Regions from separate parts of the Homo sapiens genome. Here region 1 is linked to region 2. A link is a loop called in an ENCODE intact Hi-C map of the cell type or tissue named here. Cell type or tissue: mammary epithelial cell. All regions are shown on one strand. Each heading gives the region's core, and the rest is flanking DNA. Links, peaks and the distances in the headings are about the cores only. Region 1 holds the start of LOC124904260 (a long non-coding RNA gene). Region 2 overlaps LOC124904265 (a long non-coding RNA gene).

Region 1 (10,433 bases), core at 2,943-7,942, 75 kb before region 2:
CTGGATGTCACTGAGATGATGCAGATGCAGAGGGTGACATGCTGCACGGGACTTAGCATTGTTCGTGGTGAATCAAAAAGAAAACCCACCCCATCAGCTCTGTAAAACACATCCAATATCTTAGGCAGACTGACATCTTACATCTGATGCACTCACACAAAGATATTTCACATTCTCATTTTAAATTTGTACCCATTCCAGGGTTTCTTAGTGTTTCCCAGAGAATAAGAATGATTTTGAAATTTGTGACTTGTCACTTTGGGGACAGACACTGCCTGTCAAGCTCTTCAGGCCAAGACCCCAAGGTTCCCCCAGCAGCCCTCAGACGCCCGTCCAAACAGTCTCTCTCTGGTCTCCAAGAGTTCCCGTGCATACCACATGCATATTCTATTTATATGTTTCTTTGTCCTGAACAAGATTTGGCCCCATTGTGTGGGAGCAACACCAGAAAAGAAAAACAAAATCCATCCACCGAGAGAAAATGGAGATTGTGAGAGCTTGGAGAAATTTACATACTTTGCTCATTCCATTTTCCTGTGATGTCAGAGTCAAAGAATATGCCTTTTTTAAAAAAATCACACACACACACACACACACACACACATTTCAAAATGCTGGGACTCACAGCTCTGTCAAGTGTATTGTCATTAAAAGGAGAAATGTAAACACTCTTTTGCCTTTCCCTCCACCCCCTTCTATTCCCCCCATCAGCCCCTAAAAAAAACTAACAAATTAGCCCAGACTCCACTGGACAGAATTAAGGGCCCGTCTGCAAAAGGCCGTGGGGTATTAATGGAGATGGGGCTGAGGCTGGGGCAGGGACGATGTGGAAGTGGGAGGCCGGAATGTGATACTTGAATCTGGGTGACTGGTTCTTTATGGAGGCACAGAAAAGGGCCGGCTGACACTTTACAGATTGAGTGTAATGTTCAGGGAATTTGGCATTTCTGCCACGGGCTCTGGCTGCCCTGGTAACTGCTTTCCTTCTCCCTGCTGGTAAAAGTGCAGGAGAAAAGGGTTAAATAAATGTTTGTGATATGATAAGGTGCTTGTTTATTCAAGGAATGACAGATTATTGGCTCCAAAGGCAGCCCTGAAAAATAGTACAAAGGAACTGGCTCTCCCTTCGCGGATGATGTGATTTCCTCCTGAGATTCTGCTCTTTCCTAGGAACAATTTGCCCTGGGAATTAAGAAAGATGATTTCCCTGCCATCAGATATGAACATGGAGTTGGCGCTGAGGGCTGGAGCCCCAGAAGCTGGCTGGGAACTGGGATGGGCTTGTTTTGGGGAATGACTTTCCTGCAGGGATTTTTCTCTCACTGCCCTCAGGCTGGCCCAGCACAGAGCTCAGCTTCCAGCATCCACGTGCCCTGCTTACTACCCAGAAAGGCTGCAGGGCATCAGCGTGTTGCTACTTCTGAGAGCCTGGGAAAAGAAGTTACGTACTCAGGAGGGGGACTTCTTCCTCAGGAAATCCTGGTGCCAGGTCTGCCTCTAGCCCCAGACTGCTGTGTTCATCCCCTGACCATTCCCACATGGCATGGACACATGTGCCCAGGATGGCATGCATATCTGTCCATTTCCACACCAACACAAGCTGCACTACATGAGCTTTCTCCTGTTGTCCTCTAGTGATTTCATAGCTAGTCCTGCAGGAGAATTCAGTTCCAGATCCCCAAACAATGAGGCATTCACCTAAAGTTGGTGCACTTTTCCTCGGGGAGCAAACATCAGTGGCTGCCAACCCTGAAAATCACAGAGATCTGTACGAGGGGGCCTGTACAAGTGAGCCTAGAAGGGCTGTGACACCTTGCTGTGCACTGTGAGCTGTTCCGTTCATGCCCAGCTTCTGGATGCTGCTCTGAGGTGGCTTCCGCCTGCAGAGCAAGGGTTCTGAGCCCAGCATGCTTCAGCCACAACTCTTCCTTTCCCCTCTCCTGGCCCTGCTTCTGGCATGCCATAGAGAGGTCATTCACATACTTGCTGACTAGAAGGGTTCATACAAGATGTTTGGCATAGTTCTCATTTGAAAAGAACACATTGCCAAAATCAAACACCAAGGGAAAAATAAGTTGTTGTTTAACGGCTGTTTTTCTGGCATCCTAGGAACTACTGTATGATTTTTATAATGGCCCAGTCACTTTATCAGCTGATGTGCTGCTTATTTGTAAGTCATAAGGCATCAGCCTGGGGAACCCAGTGCCCTTCAGACACAGTGACTCAGGTTTGAGCCGACGGCAGGGACGTTATCGAAGGTCCACGGTTGGGCTATTTTTATGATTGCATTCAGTACTAATAGGGCTTTTGGAGTGTACACAGCCATGTGCTCATTGTTGAACTATACAAGATAAGATCCTTGTCCCAAGGAGCTTACTGCCTGACTTTTGCAAAAACCAGATGGCAGAAAATGGTTTCCCTCTGCCCATCAGCAATGATTGAGGGGGTGGAGATGAGAAGCGGTGCAGTCAATTCATAACTCTCCTGGGGTGGGACCTTTGCTTTGGCATTTATCCCATGTGATGTTTTAATCATGGACTATCCTTCCCCATCATCTGCTATTCCATAAGCTGCATCTCCAGGGAGCTCTGAGAATTCAAGCTTATTTGAATATCAACTTAATTAAAGCATCATTAGATCATAAAGCACCATACATAGACACACACATTATGCACATAAACATTTGCAAAAATATCATGGATTTTGAAACTAGCCATAAATGACTTTTGGACTGCCAGTGGGGACATGAGGAAGGAAATGAAAATTGTACCTACTGTGGTGGGTCATATCCGAATCATATGCTGTGATGCTGGATTATGAAGTGCCAGCCGCGATGCCCCAGCAGATCAATTGGGTCTCTGGGACAGTTTCTGCCTGGGTCTGCCTCAGCTGGGAAATGTCCAGCAGAGCACTGTGAATAGGCCCCCACAACCTGCACATCAGTGCCTCTGGCCCCAGAGGAGCTTCCCGGCACCTGGGCATGTCAGTGACCTTATTTCAGGATAGCCCCCTAAGTCTTCAAGCCATTTGCAACTGCATGGGTTTACTTGAAGGCCAAAAATCTATTTCCTATGACATGTGAACAGTCTTACCAAAGGTGCACACACTGGTTAAACCCTGGATGAGCAAGTGTATTTACTCAGCACTTGCTTTGCCTTCATCTGGGCTCTCCGAAAGCAGATTCTTAGGCTGGGATTTGAGTGGGAGCACCAGCCAGGTGGTGAGGAGGGAAGCTAATGTAGGGTGTGGTACGCTACCATGGTATAGCAGTGTAGGTTACTGCTGTGAGCAGCTGAGGCGCCATCCCACTGGGGACATCTGGGAGATGGTGTAGGATGCATCTAGAGCTCTCCCTCCCTAGTGGCAAGGAAGCCAGGACATTGAAACATGAAGTCTTCTTCACCTTTGGCTCAGGGTTAGTCCAGGGACATCAACCCCCAGGCATTGCCTGCCCTGCCCTATCTGCAGGCTCAGCAGATCCCTTAACCAAAAAAGTCCCCAGTGTGGAGACCTGCAGTTGCTGGTGGTGAGGGTCACCAGTATGGCAACGGTAGGGGCCAAGGGACCCTGATGTAGGCAGGGACCCAACAGGGTCTGCCATAGGTTTCCTTCTTTCCTTCCTTCTTTTAAGTGTAAGGAACTCCTTTGAGAGAAGTTGGAGGTATGTACACATTTTCCCAGTGAATGGAGCCAATATTGAGACATCTAGAAAAAGGGAAATGAAAGAAGAGGGGAGAAAAACACAGGATTCAGCTCAGTTTTCCTTTACTCTGGAAAGTCTCCAAGCCCCTCCTCTCACTCTCTGACCAGCGACCTGATGTAAGTGCACCCCCACTCGACACCCATAGCCCTGAATTGTAATTGTCTGTTCATGTGTCATCCTTGCAAACCAAGGCATTCTTTCACTCGTTTGTCTTTATTTCTGTACTCTCTGTACTTACTTGCTTGGCATTGACAGGTGCTTAATTAATCTCTAGAAAATGAATGAAAGGTGGCTTTATTTACATTATTCCACATTTATCTCTACCAAAATTTTAAAGATTTACTCAGGAACAGAAGTTCCAACCTAGTTCCTTTGGACCTTTGTTGGTTGAATTTTAGAGATCTTTTTGTTGTTGTCCTAAACCAGGTGCCAGATCCCTGCAGAGATTTTCCAACATCAGGATTCTTCCTATAGAGAAAAAAGACACTCCCCATGAGGAGTCTGGAGCCCAGTGAAGTGGAAAGCTGAGATGCTCAGGCTGAAAACCATCCCTGAAGGTTAGAGGTCTAGCAGAAAGCAGTAGCTCATTAAACATTCATTTTTAATTTTTGCAAAGACAAAAGTAGAAGGCCACATTATCATTTATCATTCCCTGAAGAGGAGGTAAAAGTATATGACAGAGCAAAACCTGGTCACCACTTCTGACCAAGCCTTTCCTCTTCCAGTATCTATGATTTGGGCTTAATGATGGTTTTCTTTAGTACAAGATCTCTACTCTGCTCTAGATAATCTGATGACACGGTGATGACCTTTGCCTCCATCTCTCCTTCAAGACATTCCACTTTTCTGGTACCCAGAGCTGACCCCTTCCTCGGATGGTACCTACACTGGATTTTCCTACTGGATGGCCAAGATCAGAGTTGTTCAAGGTAAGACTTTCCTGGGCTGTGACATGCCCAGGGGACCCCGCAGATCCCTGTGGGAGGCTCTGGGAATCTTTCCCATTATGGGCAAATGAGAGAACTCATTCATCCACTCCAGAGTTTTTCAACCTACGTGCTATTGGCATTTTGGATGGGAATATTCTCTGTTGTGTGGGGCTGTCCTGTGCCATGTAGGATGTTTAGCAATTTCCCTGGCCCCTACCCACCAGATAATAGCATCACCCCTTCCAAACAAAATGACTGTCTCCAGATATTGCCACATGCCCTGTGGGGTGAAAGATTACCCTTGGTTGAGACCCATTGCTCTAGCCCAAGCCTGATGACAATTAGTAAGATATTGGCTCAAAGGCTGCATTTCTGGGGTCTCTTGGAATCTCCTTGATCTTGCGGCAGGAGTCTCTAGGGTTAATACATTTACCGTCACTGCTATCTTCCGAACACCTATTATATGGCAAACATTGTTTTGGCCCTTGAGATAGAGCTGTTATGTGTAGTAAATGACCCTCTTTATTCCGATGAGGAAATGGAAGCCCAGAAAGACTCTCAGCCAAGGTATTCCAACAACACATGCCTTGCAAATGGTGGGACTAGGATTTAAATTGGGGTCTTTTGACTTCAAAGCCTGTTCTCCTTCTACTCCCGTTCTCCCCTATCTTAATATACACAGTCCATCCCCTCTGAGGAACTGGCTAGAGAAAGTAATTCAGTAGATAGTATATGTTTCCCAAAACGGCCACCTTTGTGACACCCAAGTTCTGAAATATTAGAAATAATACCTTCTAGAACACACACACTTTGAGTATTGACTCACTTACCAAAATCCCTCAAGAGTATTCTCTCTGTGCTGTGGCCCTGAGGAAAGAGGAGTGAGCAAGAATTCCTGTGCTGGAGGAGCTGTTCCGCCAATGGAACATGTGGGCCTGAGAAGCTTCATTTGCAATACATTATGGAATATGCACTATTTAGAAGAGGCCTACAAAGGCATTGGAGTATGAGGTTGTTTGATCTCACAGTATAGGGGTCCTTTGTGCCAAATATGGCCTGTTGCCTACTTTGTAAGGTACAAACCATGACCCGTGGGCCAAATCTAGCCTGCAGCCCATTTTTGTAAGGCATATGAGTTAAGGACGGTTCTTATACTTGTAAAGTTTTGTTTAAAAAACAACAACAACAAACAAAGGAGAATAGGTGACGGAAGCTATATGTGGATCACAAAGCCTAAAATATTTACGATCTGGCTCTTTGCCAAATCCACACTTAGAATGAAAGTAAGTATCTTTGCAGCAATTAGTAGGTGTGTACTTAGAAGATAGGTTAGGCACAGTGGCTCAGGCCTGCAATCCCAGCACTTTGGGAGGCTGAGGCAGGCAGATCACTCAGGAGTTAAAGACCCCGGGCAACATGGTGAAACTTCATTTCTACAAAAAAATACAAAAATTAGTCAGGCATAGTGGCACACCCCTGTGGTCCCAGCTACTCAGGAGGCTGAGGTGGGAGGGTCACTTGAACCTGGCAGGTAGACATTCCAGTGAATCACAGTCACGCCACTGCACTCCAGCCTGGGGGACAAAGCAAGAACCTATCGAAAAAAATAATAATAATTTTTTATCCTAGGTTCACACAATAAAAGCAATAAAAGGATCAGTGAGGATGGGATGAGTTGTCATTGTTTCTTCTTTGGAGGAATCCTACATTGATGATCACTTCACAAAGAGATCATGTTAAACACTACATTCTATGAGTCTTTCACTGTTCAGAGCATGGAAAATGTGTGGCATGTCATAAAAGTTAAGGCAATTCGAAGTGTTAACAAATCCAAAATTTCTAAGGCTTAAGACAAGAGAAGTTTATTTCTTGTCCAGTCACTAATTGGTTATGAGAGCAGGAGTGCTCTGCTTCACACATAACATTCAGGAACCTGGGCTGAGAAAGGCTCTTCTGTACTCAACGTGTAACTTCCCAAGTCATCCTAGATGTCAGCAACCTGCAGGAAGACATAGGAAGAGAGCGAATGGTGAGTTTTCAATGGGAGCTTTTTATGGGCCAGGCCTGGAAAGGATGTTCCTCACTTCCACTCCTATGTTATCGGCCAGAACTCAGTCTCATGGCCACACCGAACTGAAAGGGAGGCAGTGTAGCTGTGGGCCCAGGAAGAAGGGGAAATGGGTTCTGGTGAACACAAAGCAGTCTTTGCCACCAGAAGAAACCTTGGATAAAACTGGAAACTGGTTGCTTTGTAGTGACAAAGAGATTTGAGTTAGTAAGAGGAGAGCTAGCATTTGAATGTCATATTCAGAGCAGATAAAAACCCGATTGTTGGGAGGGGGGTTAAGACGGCTGACTAAAGGTTCTGGTACTCATCACTTCCACAAAGAAGAACCAAAATTGCAAGTAGATAATCACACTTTGAATAGATCATCTAAGAGATAAAACTGGAATTCAACAGAAAAGTGTCAGGAAACATCTAAGGCAAGGAAAGAGGGGCTAAAAAAAAAAAAAAAAAAAAAGGAAGGAGAAGGAAGCCAGGCAGCTTGCTCAGCTGGGATCAGCTGGGAACCAGAAGAGGCTTCTCAATGCAGGTAAAAGGTAAGTAAGTGATCCCCAACACCCAACACTCCACATTCCCACTCTGAGCTCCTGCATTCCGAGCCATGGAAGAGCCCCTCGACTCTCCCATGCCCTGAGACAAACCTAGAGAGCTGCCTGGAAACTGCACAGTGGCATTGCGCCAGAGATGGAGCTCACATTGGGCCCCCTGCACACCTCAAGTCCTAAGCAGCTTCAGCATGGTGCCATTTTGAGAGCTCAGCCACTGCCAAACTGCATCCTGCCTTGGGGCTCAACAGCCCCTTCATCTTCACATCCCTGGAGCCCCATTGACATCCCATAGGTAGCTGCCATCATTGCTGGCTGCCTCCATTGGGGTCATTGCATGACCACTCACAGTAGCGAGACTGCTACACATAGGCAAGTGCTCTACAGACAGGCTGTTCCACCCAAAGCCACCACCTGGGGCTGAAGTTCATGCATCCCAGCTGCCTGCCTGTGGCTGCTGCCACTGAAAACAACCCTGCCCTCTCCAGCAGTGGGGATGCCACACAGTCACTGCCACCCCCACCTGAACATTCCACTAGGGGCCTGGGGATCACCCCACCCCTTCCTACTACAACCAACACCTGCATGTATCACTGGGAGGCCTGAAGAGATAACTTTACTGTGTATAGTATCCTTATCTGGCAGGTTTGTTTTCAGCACTTTGAATATATCATCCCATGCTCTCCTGGCATTTAAGGTTTCTTCTGAGAAATCCACTGTTAGTCTGATGGGGGTTCACTTGTAAGTGACTAGATGCTTTTCTCTTGCTGTTTTTAGCATTTTCTGTTTGTCTTTGAATTTTCACATTTTGACTACAATATGCCATGGAGAAGATCTTTTAAAATTGCATCTGTTTAGGGATCTCTGAGCTTCCTGTATTTGGACAGCAAAAATGCAAATATTTGATTGCCAGAAAGAAAGAAAAAAACCAAAAGAATATAAAGCTTATTTAATGAAACAACAGCTGAAAACTTCCCAAGTCTACTAAGACATTTAGACATCCAAATACAAAGTTATACTTCATAAGTGAAGGGGAAATGAAGTCTTTCCCAGGTAAACAAAAGCTGAGGGAATTCACCGCCACTAGATTAATCCCACAAGAAATGCCTAAGGGAGTCCTATTCCTGGGAGTGAAAGGACGATATCTACTACCATAAAAACACACAAAAGCGTTAATATAAAACCCACTGGTAGAGCAAACACACAAGTAAGGAATAGAAAGGATGCAAATGTTATAACCACAGAAAACTACCAAGTGACAATGATAAAACGTAAGAGAGAAAGAAAGGATATACAAAACAACCAGAAATCAATTAATAAAATGATAAAAATAAACCCTGACATATCAATAATAACTTTGAATGTAAGTGAATTAAATTTTCCATTTAAAAGATATAGAATGGCTAAGTGAAATTTTTTAAATGACCTAACTATATGCTGCCTACAAAGAAACATGTCTCACCTGTAAAGACATATATAGACTGAAAGTAAAGAGATGGAAAAGTATATTCCGTGCAAATGGAAACCAAAAGAGAGCAGGAGTAGCTACCTTTATATCAGTTAAAACAGACTTTAAGGCAAAAACAGTAAAAAGAGTAAAAGAAGGTTATTATATGATAAAGGGATCAATTCAGCAAGAGGATGTAACAATTCTAAACATACATGCATGCAGCATCAGAGCACTGAGGTATACAAAGCAAATATTATTAGATCTAAAGGGAGAGATGGAATTCAATATAAAAATAGTTGAAGAGTTCAATACCACACTCTCAGTATTAGGCAAATCATTTAGACAGAAACTTTGGATTTAAACTGCACTTTAGACCAAATGGACCTGACATATATTTACAGAACATTTCATCCAATAGCTACAGAATATACATTATTCTTATCAGCACATGAAACATTCTCCAGGATAGACCATATGTTAGCACACAAGAAAAGTCTCAACAAATTTTTAAAAATTGATATCAAATTAAATATCTTCTCAGACTACAATGGAATAAAACTAGAAATTAATAACAAGAGGAACTTTGGAAACTGTACAAATACATGGAAATTAAACAACATGCTCCTGAATGACCAATGGGTCAAAGAAGAAATTGAGAGGAAAATAAAAAAGATTACTGGAACAGATGAAAATAGAAACATGACATACCAAAACCTATCAGATACAACAAACGCATTGTGAAGACAGGATTCACAGCAATAAACTCCTACATTTAAAAAGTAGAAAGATTTCAAATAAACAATTTAATGATGCACCTGAAATAACTAGAAAAGCAAGAACAAACCAAACCCAAAATTAATAGCAGGACAAAAATAATACAGATCAGAGCAGAACTAAACAAAATAGAGACTAAAATACAATATCAAAAATCAGTTAAATGAAGAGTTAGTTTTTTGAAAAGATAAACAAGATCAATAAACTCCTAACTAGATTAATCAGAAAAAAGAGAGAAGACCCAAATAAACCAAACTAGAAACAAAAAAGAAGACATTACAAGTGATACCACAGAAATACAAAAGATCATCAAACGTTGTTATAAACAACTATACACTAACAAACTGGAAAATTTAGAGGAAATGGATCTATTTCTGGACACATACAGCCTACCAAGATTGAATCAGGAAAGAATAAAAAGCCTGAACAGACCAATAATGAGTAGAAAAATTGAATCAGTAATAAAAATTCTTCCAAAAAAACAAAAGCTCAGGACCAGATAAATTCACTGCTGAATTCTACCAAACTTACAAAGAACTGATACCAATTCTCCTCAAACTGTTACAAAAAAATTAAAAAAGAAGGGATTCTCCCTATCTCAATCTATAATGCCAGCACCACCCTGATACAAAACCAGACCAGGATGTGACAAAAAAGAAAACTACAGGCCAATATCCCTGATGAACATAGAGACAAAAATCCTCAACAAATTACTAGCAAACAAAATGCAACAGCATATCAAAAAGACAATACACCATGATCAAGTGGGATTTATCCCAGGTTGCAAGGATGGCTCAACATATGCAAATCAATAAATGTGATACATTACATCAACAGATGAAGGACAAAATCCACATGATCATCTCAACAGACACAGAAAACAACATTTATTAACATCCAATATAACTTCATTAAAATCTTTCAATAAACTAGGCATAGAAGGAGCATATCTCAACATAACAGCTAT
Region 2 (10,433 bases), core at 2,188-7,187:
TGGTGATGCTTTGCAGAGGTATCACCTAACCTACCAAGCTTTGGACATGCTTTATTCATTACAACACTGTCAAGATTAAGTTGCCACGACTTCATATCCCAGTTCATGAATTGCATCTACATACACCATATAATGAGCCTCACCAGTGTACGGAATGTGGACAGGTCTTCCCTTAATGCTGGGATTAATTAGTTAGTCTCTGGATGTGCCCTTGAGGTTTAGCGATTCACTTCACTCCCCAGTGCAGTGAATCCAAAAAGTACAAGATCCTTTCTCCAAGGAGGAGATGCAAATTCACAGATAGCCTGAAGCCTAACCTTGGGTTAGCCCCTGAGATCGACCCAGTTCCTTCTTACAGCAGGATCTCCTTGTGATGGCTTGGCAGGATTGACTGAGCTAGTGCTTCCTTCCAATGTTTGATTGGTTAAATAAAGATATCTTTCAATGTTTATATAATAGCATTCAGAACATAGTCTCCAGGGTAACTAGTGAGTAGAAATGGCAACATGTATGAGTCGGAATATTAAAAAGGAAATACACAAATCAGTCTTTCATTTCAAGGGTACATTTGATGTTGCATATCAATATCATTTTACATTTGAGGGTGAGCCCACCCTATGTTCCCTGTGAGCTGTGAGCAAGAGACAATAATCACACCCAATCCCAGTGGAGGCTACAGGTGAGGGGGAGGAGCAAAAACCATATAAACCGGTCTTTTCCATTCTGTTAGGAATAAGATGACATGAACAGCTTTTCCTGCCACAGTATCTCACCAACAGATTAGTTTTTAAAGGGAGGTTAAATCTGTTTGAACCTTGGCAAATTTGTTACTATAACCGTAGCATAGTTGTACGTGAAAACCAAATATTATTGTCCTTTATTATTCTGCTTTGTCTCCCATGTTTTTCCCATGGCTCTTAAAACAAAAGTGCTCAGCCAGGTTCTCACCCTTTGTCACTGAATGGAATGCATATTTTTGAAGGCTGATATACAGCTTAAAAAGGCAGCCGAATTTATATGTGATTTGAATAGTTGGCACCGTCATGCCAACTACTAGCGCTATCTATTCAAAAGGCAGCATCATTTTTCCTAAGGCCTTTCCTATGGTCTGTTTTCTAGGGCAAGTTGTCTCTCCATGGTGTCTGCTGCCTTCTCATACTCTTGGCTGACTTATATTCATTCCCTGGACACTCGGGAACACACTCCCAGAGCAGCCAGATTCAGAGTCAGTTTGTCCTTCATAGATAGGCAGTAAAACATTCCAATGTAGTTCCTCTGAGAGGGCTAGAATCGCTCGAGTTCTCTCCTGCTAGTTTGTCAAAAAAACTCCTGGGTGGACGTTTAACACCAGCAACAGTGCCAAAAATGGAATAGTTTCTCGTAGGAATTATATATGCTTATTCTTAAGGCCATGTAAGTAGACCCAATGAAGGCCTACTATCTTCTTCTTGGACATCACCACGGGATGGTGTGTGTGTGTATGTGTGTGAGTGTGAGTGTGTGTGTGACAGAGAGAGAGACACAAAGAGAGAAAACATAGGAATGCCAGATCCTCTCTTGTCTAATGGACAGTTTTTCAAAAGGAGCAGTGAGAATTCCTGGGGATTCACCGGTCAGTCTCTTCCAGTGTTTATCATCTCACATTACTCTCAGAAGTAACTTGTTAAGAGTAACTCATCTAAGAACAGAAGTTAGTTATACCGAGAAAAATATTCTAGACCTTGATGCCTTTCGTTTTTAATTTCCTTGTGCGTTTTACTTCCCCCAGAGTAGATAAACCGGGGGTGTTCACTAACTGAAGTCAGAAACCTCTCAACTCAAAATGTCTGGGAAGTCCTGTGTTCTGTTAGTTCCAATATACACGCATCAGCCATAAGGGATGTCTAAATAGTGCAAGACAATAAAATCCCTTCATGTTTTCTGTTTTAGGGAAATCCTGCATGGTTGCACTAGGGTCATAAAAAATTACTAATGTGTTTTCTCATGGCGCCGGGCCATCACATGGGCCCTGTGCAGTGGTATTGTATGCGGCCTGTAATCACAAACAAATGTATTCCACAAGCAGATGAGCTGTTATATGAGAAAGTGTGAGAGGTTAGAGCTTGAGCCTTCGTGTCAGCTACGAAGCAGGTCCGCCACAGTGGAAGACCCCTGAGGCCATGCAAATGAAAATGGCAGTTCCTGGGGGGGGGGTGGGGGTGGGAGGAGGACGCCAAGAGGGATGAGGTCACTGCAATAAACATCCAGCTTCCCTCTGAATGGGAAACTAGAAAAGCCTTCAACTATGGCACTACGTGGACTAGGAAAGGAGGTAGAATTTGTGGGTCAGGTGGGGCAAAAAGTGGAAATCCCCGTAGAGAGGAGACAAGTGACATCAGCGGGTGTCCCAGAAGGAGGGGTAGCTGAACAGGGAGCCAGCAGGCCTGGAGGCAGCCTCTATCAGTGAGGGAGATGGGCTGTCTGCTTCTGCCAACACTCCTGTGAGATGTCTAGCGTGAGGGGACACACAAGGGGGCAAGTTGTCAGTATGACACCCAGGCTTGCCATCACTGCAGGCCTCACTTGGAAGGACATTTATAATACTTTCCAGGACCAAGCATCATTCTGTCCAGGCAAAAAGAAATTCCATTAAAAAGTTGATGTATTTTGTCTTTGCCCCCGAAAAGGAATGTTCAAGCTATAAACAGTGACATTTCTTCATGTGAGTTCCTGTAAAAAAAAAAAAAAAAAAAAAAGAAAGAAAGAAAGAAAAAAAAAAGGGAATGCTTTCCAGAATTCTTAGAGGTAGAAAACTACTCCATACAAGCAATACGGCCAAATCCAAAATGCATTTACACAGAAGCAGTGTTGCAGAGTAGAAATGCACAGATTAAAAGCCTTCGCTCTCCTGCTCCCTGACTGATTTTGAGCAAGTTACTTATGGTTCCCAAACCCCAGCTTCCTTCTCAGGAAACAAGGGTAGTAATATCTGCCTTAAGGATTGTTGTAAAAATAAATCTCACAATTTAATCGCCACCCTTATGCCAACAACTTCTAGGTATTTTTCTCTCTGCTCACATTTCTCTCCTGAGCTCTGGATCCATAGACTCTCTCCCATGATTCTCAGGCTCTTCCAATCAAATGTCCAAAACCAGAATCATCTTTGCTTCCTCCAGCCTCACAGATCTGTTTTCTACTCAGCTAAGGTGCCACATGCATCGCCAGAAAACTTAGGCATCTCCCTAATATCTTCTTCTCCAACACCACTCTCACCTCAAATAAATCGCCAAATCCTTTTGATTGCAACTCTTTCAAATTTTCTAGCTGTCTCCATCCCTAGATCAGGTGCCATCATTTCCTCCTAGATCATCGCAGCAGTCTCTTTGCCTCTCACCTTGGCTTCTCCTCCCAGCCTATTCTCCACACTCCCTCCAGAAAGATCTTTGGCAAGAGCGAGTGGGCTTGGTCCTCTCCCCAGCTTAAATGGCTTCCCAGTGCCCTCAGGGTATTTCTTACCCTGGCTTGCCAAGCTCTTGTCAGTTCCTTTCTTACCACTCTACCTCCTATCTTTAGTCTCCACAGCTCCTGGCACTTTAGTTCCCTTTAGCCACGTCGGACTTTCTTGACTTGCTCTTATCTTCGGTTCTTTGCAGAGGTTGTTCTCTCTGCCTGAAATTGGCTTTTTTCCTGCTGTCTCCTCTCCTCTTATCTGACTAATTGCTACTCATGCTTCAGGTCCAAATTTAGATATCACCCCTCCAGAGCCTTTGTGCCCACAAGGCTGAATAGGGGTCCCTCTTATGTCCTGCCACGATACCTTGTACTCTCCCTATCATAAGCACATGGATGTCATCGTACTGGGCTTGCCCATGGACCTGCCAGTCTCTTCCAATTGAGAGCACACTCTTTGAGGACAAGGGTTGGCAGCAATGTATCTTCAGTGACATGTGCCAGACCACTCAATAATCATGTGGGAAGGGAGGGAGAGAGGGTGGGAGAAAGGAATAACATGACATGTTAAGCACCTAACACAGAATCAGTCACATATCAGCAATTATTAGTCTCCACTTTATGTTAATAAGCCATACATGTCTACTTTTCTTAATCAGGCCCCATAATTAGTTTTTTATGCTCAGCAAACTGGTGAAGTCCCTTCAGAGCTAGATCCGTTATATCTCTACAGTGAGCCAAGTGTCCCCACGGCAAAATTGTCTTAGATTTAGTCCCACTGACAATGAATTTAAAGTATTTAGGAAAACTTTGCTAAAATGTCCTGAACACATTGGATTAGGGGACTGGAATTCGGGGTAGGGGGTTAATGCCTTTCCTTTACCCTACTTTTCTCTTCCTCTTCTTCCTCCTCTTTCTTCTTTTTCTCTCTTAATCAGAGTCACAGAGAAATCCTGGAAGAGAGAGTGTTTAAGCCAATTTGGAAAAGTGTTTCTGCTCCTATGTTCTTGGGATCTTAGAACACAGAAGGCTCTATAAGTTTCAGAAGGCTCCAGATTAGAGGTTGAAACCTTAAAACTTAACCCCATTCCTCTATGACATGACTGGGGAAACCTCCCTTCTTTCTCCAAACCTTGCTCATCCCCTCCCTAAGAGAAATAACATAACTAGAAACCAGGACTTGCCTCATCACTGTTGAGACGCCCCCATTATTTGCTGCAAGCACCGTGAGTCAGGGCAGAGTGATCTTGTTCACTGCACAACCTCAGCACAGTGCCTGGGACAGAAGAGCTGCTCAGAAAACACCTGTTGAACAAATGTGTCAAAGGAATGTTCCTTCCTCTCCTATAGGAACTCCTGGGTGTAGGAAAAGTGGGTATCTCATTTCATAGAAGGAGATCAAATCAGAGAAGTTATAGGGGCCAGGTCATGGAAGGCCTTGGAAGTCATTGTAAAGACTTTCGTCTCTTACCCTGAGTGAGATGGGGACTATTGGAGAGTTTTGTGCAGAGAAGTGACATGAGATGACATAAGTTTAAAGGATCCGTGTTATGGGTAGACTTTAGAAGTACAAGGGAAGAAGCAGGGATACAGCTATTGCAATCATCCTGGAAGGAATCATGGTGGTCTGGCCAGGGTAGAAGCAGTGGAGGTAATAAGAGGGGACATATTCCAGATATATTTCAAAGGAAGCACCAACAAAATTTCCTGACAGATGGGATGTGGTGTGTAAGAGAAAAAGAGGAGTCAAAGATGACTCTAAGTGTTTTAGCCAGAACATCTGGAAGCAAGAGTTGCCATTTCTTGAGGTGGATCACAAACAGATTTGAAGAAAGGATGAGGAACTTGGTTTGGCCTTCAATGTTAGGTGATTGAGAAGATAAAGAAGAACCAGTAAAGGAAAACAAGAACAGCCAGTGAGGCAGGAGGAAAGCCAAGTGAGTGTGATGACCCAGAGGTCAAGTAAAGAAAGGGCTTTAGAGGAAACAGATTGATCAAGTAGAGCAACTGTTCAGAGAATTCAACTAAGATGAGGCCTGAGACTGACCTCTGGATTTATCAATGGAGGACACTGGTGACCCTGACAATCCCAGTGCTCTTGATCACTCAGTATAATATTTCAAGCAAGAAAAGAAAAGTAAGTTGCCTAGAATTCCATTTCTAGAAATTAGGAAATACAGTCATTGTCAAAAGGTTGCCATCTGTTAGGTAAGTCCTCTCAACAGTCATGGTGTGACATTGGCCCCATCTCACCTCCTGGCTGAACCACTGCTCATGAATTATAGTTCCAGTTTGTTAGTGAGTTCAGGGAAAGAGTCCATGATGTAACCTTCATCGTGTAACCTTGAACCAGTGCCCAAAATGACTTAGATTTCTCACTATGAAAATAAATATAATGGTCACCACTAAACTAAAATATCAAAACTTGATAAATGCTGGCCCGAGAGAACAATGCTGGCATTGGATTTGCTGAAAAGGAAAGCCACATTCCACAACTACCTTTAAGTCTGTGGAAATGGAAATTTTTTAAATACAGAAAAAGAAAAACTACCGACCCACATGCAAAGGGTGGATTAGGTGGTTTCCACATAGTTAGTGAGGTTCTGTTACCTTAGCGAAGTTCTGGTAAGAATGGGCATTCCTCACCAGCATAATCACTTGCCACTCTTTGGAATTCAGGAAGTGTTTCACAGCAAATGGATAAATGAAATGAGTCAGTGAACAGGATTCATTAGTTGCCTTTCCATAGCCTTCCCTGACTAATCTAACCGCATACTAATCATTGCTTCTTGTTTCTCTGACCCTACCAACTCAACTCTAAGTTCCTTGAGAACTATATAATAAGATGTATTTCTTTGTGTTCCTCACCACACTTAGTTTAGTATTATAGTTATTACTTAATATATACTTCTTGACTGAGCAAAAAATTTAAAAAAGAAATTGAGCTGTTAAGCTAAGGATATAAATTTAATTTAAATCTTCAAGAAAAAGAGATAAGAGAAACAGTGCAAATAAGCCTTACAATGTGCTCAGATTATAATGGTCTGCAGGATTAAACCAACTGGAGCCAACATTCCTCTGATGTTTTGGTATCCAATGGTCTTATCAGTAGGTTTCCAACCATTAATCGTGAGCCATTATTTACTGTTGCCAGTCACTGCCTTCTGGTGTCCCTAGTGATACAACCTTAACCTTCCAAGGGCCCTGTGTCACTTTTGTGTGATGTTTTCATCACACAAAGGGAAGACAGCTGTTTTCTTGGTCGCACTACTTCGTGGTGTCCCAATGAGATGATGGGACTATGTAGCTCTCTACACATGAACTGACTCCATATGCATTCCCACGGGGGATCTTAGCTTGCTTTCTCTCTTTCTTTTTCTTTCAACAAAAAAGGTTAAGTTTTTGTCATTGCTTACATCAGTAACAAAAAACAAATAGACAAACTTTGAAAGGATTGAGGATGGTCAACCCTAGTCAAAGATTGTCTAGCTCATGTTATTTATTCACATTCATGATATGAGTTTATTATATCCATGCTCTTCAGTAATGGCATTGATAATAGGAAGGTTGATTTGGAAAAGCAAAATGTTAAACACTAACCTGAGAAATAATCTGTGATCTTTTCTTCTCTCCAAATTAGTAAAACAAACACTGTGAGCTTTAAAATAATAGAGGTGTGTACTTGGAAATAGTGGATTGCTCTTTTCCGTTTTCCCAGCTGCCATGCTATGGCTAACATGATACTCGAGGTTGTAGCAGAACTTCCAAAGTAAACTTGATCTTTAGAGTTTTACAACAATGATGGGTGAACTTCAGAAAGTTCAGAGATTTTTCTGTCCAAATGGAGAAATAACATTCTTGTGCCAGTTTTCTGTATCTCTGAATTATTTAGTTGAAGTTTTCACAACAATGGCAATTTCTTGACCGTTTCATGCTGGTGACAGGAAATTACACAAGTAGAGTAAGTTTTCTCAACACCCATTCATCAGTTAGCAACAATTCATTGTAGTTTCTACTGTTTAGCCTGAGTCTAGATGCAAATGTTGAAAATGAGGGATATGGTGTTCAGGTTTTCAAAGTGAGATATGGAAGCCCACTCTTTATAGATCTGCCTTGTATCTTGATACAACTTTTTGGTCTCTGTCTTTGAGGGAAGCCATCCTTTAGACACACTCCTAGGTTGTCAGCTATGCCACCAATGAGAAGGGCAGATTATCTCAACCAGGGTTTATCAACAAATGAAGGACAATTTTCTATTCTTATCCTTTACAATTCTAGAAAAAGCAAAAAGCAAGACAAAACAAAAGATGTCACCCAAAGATGTTTTCAGTACAACGGAATCAAACTCTAAAATAAGATGTAAAAGGCCAAGCATAAAGTTGGACAGTGATGGTCTTCCAGATATTCAGTTACACTATCAGGCCCTCAGAGCAATGATCTCAATTTATTTTGTTGGACAATTTATCATTCACAGCACACTGGCCCATTTACACCAAAGGAGGAGAGATCAGGCATTGCACACCCACCACACAACCACCCAAGTTGCAAACTGCAGAGCCAGGGCTTGAATCGTGATTTCGGCTTCTAAATCCATATCGTTACACTGCCTATGGGGTGAAATCTTCAGTTATATAGATAATTTTTTTTTATTTTTCAAAATATTTTTCAAGATATTGTTGAATTGTAAAAGCATCACTTGTGCCTAGGTTCAAATCCTGGCATAGCCACTTATATCAGTGGGCAAGTAGTGTGATCTCTTTAAACATCAGTGTCCTCAACTATAAAAAGACAGTAATAATTCTACCTTCTTAAGGTTGTTGTAAGAATTAAATAGAATAATTCATGCAAAGCATGGAACCTAGTAAGTGCTTGACAGAATGTGGCTTTAATTGTTGATAATAAAAATGATCTATGTTCATTGTAGAAAATGTATCCAAGTATTAAGAAGAAAATATCTCTCATAAATCTACCATCCTGATACAATCCCTTAACCATTACAGCAGATTTTCAATTTTTCTAGGTAATGCTGCATAATGCATTTCTTTGTTATGAAGATTTTCAAACACACAAAAGTTAAAAGGCAAGTGCAATGACTACACATGTATTTTCCTCCTAGAGTCAATAATTATATATACTTTGCCATATTTGCTCTGTGTGTGCGTATGTGTTTAGATTTTGCTGTTTCGTGTCCTTATGCATTACCTGTGTTGGATCTTCCTCAGTACTACTTCCAATTAGAAAATCCAGGGAGTCGGTAAGCAGACATACATATATACATATGTGTTTTTTTGCTGAAATATTTGAAAGTAAACTGCAATTATCGTAGCATTTCACTTATAAATATTTCAATATGCATCTCCTAAAAATAAGAACATCCTCCCACATAATCATAATATCATTATCGCAAGAGGATATTCACGATTATTCGCTAACGTCATTTAATATCCAGTTGATATTTAAATTTTTTAAATTGTCCCCCAATGACTTTTTGCTGTTTATTTTCAAACTATTTCATGCATTGTCTTTTGTTATGCCTCTTTGATCCTAGAACGGTCTTCTCACCAGTTTTACATTACTCTAAGTATACTTTTTAATGATGCATACATTCCAGTGTAGGCACAGTCGTGGCCAGTCCCTCAGCTTAGACATACAAATGGTTTCCTTCTTCCCTATGATGAATCGTGCTAAGATGAATACCTTAGTGCATTGACTTCTTTCACCTTTTCTGGTTACTTCTGAATATTTACATTTTTTAAAAAGATAAGAAAATATTTAAAACCCTTCTTAGATATTAGCAGACTACTTTCCAGAAGGGTTTTATCCACTGCTATCCCCCCAAAGTATTTGAGCATGCCAGGATAGCTGGGGCTTTCAAAGCCTCCTTGTCCTGAGGAGTCCTGGTTTAAATGCCACATTCTCCGGAGGACATTTTCTGGTCTACACTGGGCGAGTTCCCTTGCCATGCATTGTTTCTTGTGATTACTTAATTATCAGCTCCTCCCCTCTAAGAACAAGGAATCTTTACTTGAAGAGGCCAGTTTTTCTCTGAAATTGGGAGCTCAATGAAGCTGGTTGATTGCTTTTAGTATTATGCCAATATTAAAAAAAATTTAACATAAAACTTCTGGCTCTTTTAATTTTCACCAAAACAATACTTTATGATTAAATATTACCCTATGTACATTAAATATTGCCATAACTTTAAAACTGATGGGACTCTATTCCTAAGGGAACCTTTGGAAAATTCTTATTTTAAAATAAAATAACCCAAATAACCAATAATATGTGAGTGGTTAAGTAAGTGTTGCAAATCTACATGATAGTACAGTCTGTACACATTAAAATTTATATTCATAAAGGGTTTATTATAACATGAAGAAGTGCTTGTTAAATGATATGGGTGAAATAACTGTTAGAAATTTAGAATGCTAAATATGCCACAAAAAGGCTAACAAGATACAGCAACTGCTGTACTATGGGTGATCAAAATAGCTTTTCTCATGTATTTTTTTTCTTTCTGACCAAAGCACAGTAAGAAAGATGGAGCTTTGAAAAGCATTATTTAAGCATCCACAGCCCCTGTTTACAAAACTATAAAAGAGAAAAAAAATGTTTACTCATGGTAATTTCTTTCTTTTCTATCTGATTTTGTAGCATGAATTTAATGTTAATGCTACTTTAATATATAAAGAATCTGGCAAAAATCAACCAACTAGCCAGAAAACAAACAAATAAATAAATATTTCATAATCTTCCATTTCCTTCTGAAGATTTTCAGGTATATTCTATCACAAGAGCATTTATGATTATTCCATTTTTAAAATTTACAGTCCCCTTGACAAAATTTATCAACACCTCTATTTGATCTGATGATACACATCAGTTGCCAGGTACATAACAAACAGCAAGCTGTTTCACTGTCTTCATCTTGAGCTGTAATTAAAGAGTATTTACTAAGCATTACTTGAACCCAACATTATACCTGGTATTATAGCAGCTGGCAC

What was found. A loop is a pair of places that touch in the nucleus more often than their neighbours do. Peaks named below come from ENCODE experiments on the same cell type or tissue, not always from the same donor. Only the 100,000 strongest peaks of a DNase experiment are listed, where the experiment ranks them.
Region 1: a loop joins it to region 2, with 2.2 times the contacts of the local background. A loop is called at or near these places in 45 of 110 quality-filtered maps.

The regions. Positions count from the first base shown.
Region 1 is chr18:22,469,736-22,480,168 of GRCh38, forward strand. It overlaps LOC124904260 (a long non-coding RNA gene), which reads right to left and starts at 6,035. Exons shown (of 3, transcript XR_007066305.1): 1 at 1-6,035. RefSeq lists an enhancer at 1-3,206 and a silencer at 871-1,165. In mammary epithelial cell, for the core only: no CTCF peak of the experiment used is centred there; no DNase peak of the experiment used is centred there.
Region 2 is chr18:22,545,909-22,556,341 of GRCh38, forward strand. The region is part of intron 2 of LOC124904265 (a long non-coding RNA gene); the gene reads left to right. Among named protein-coding and RNA genes, the nearest start is that of CTAGE1, 130 kb to the left of the region's middle. In mammary epithelial cell, for the core only: no CTCF peak of the experiment used is centred there; DNase peaks (open chromatin) are centred at 4,643 and 6,093; H3K27ac peaks cover 2,443 bases.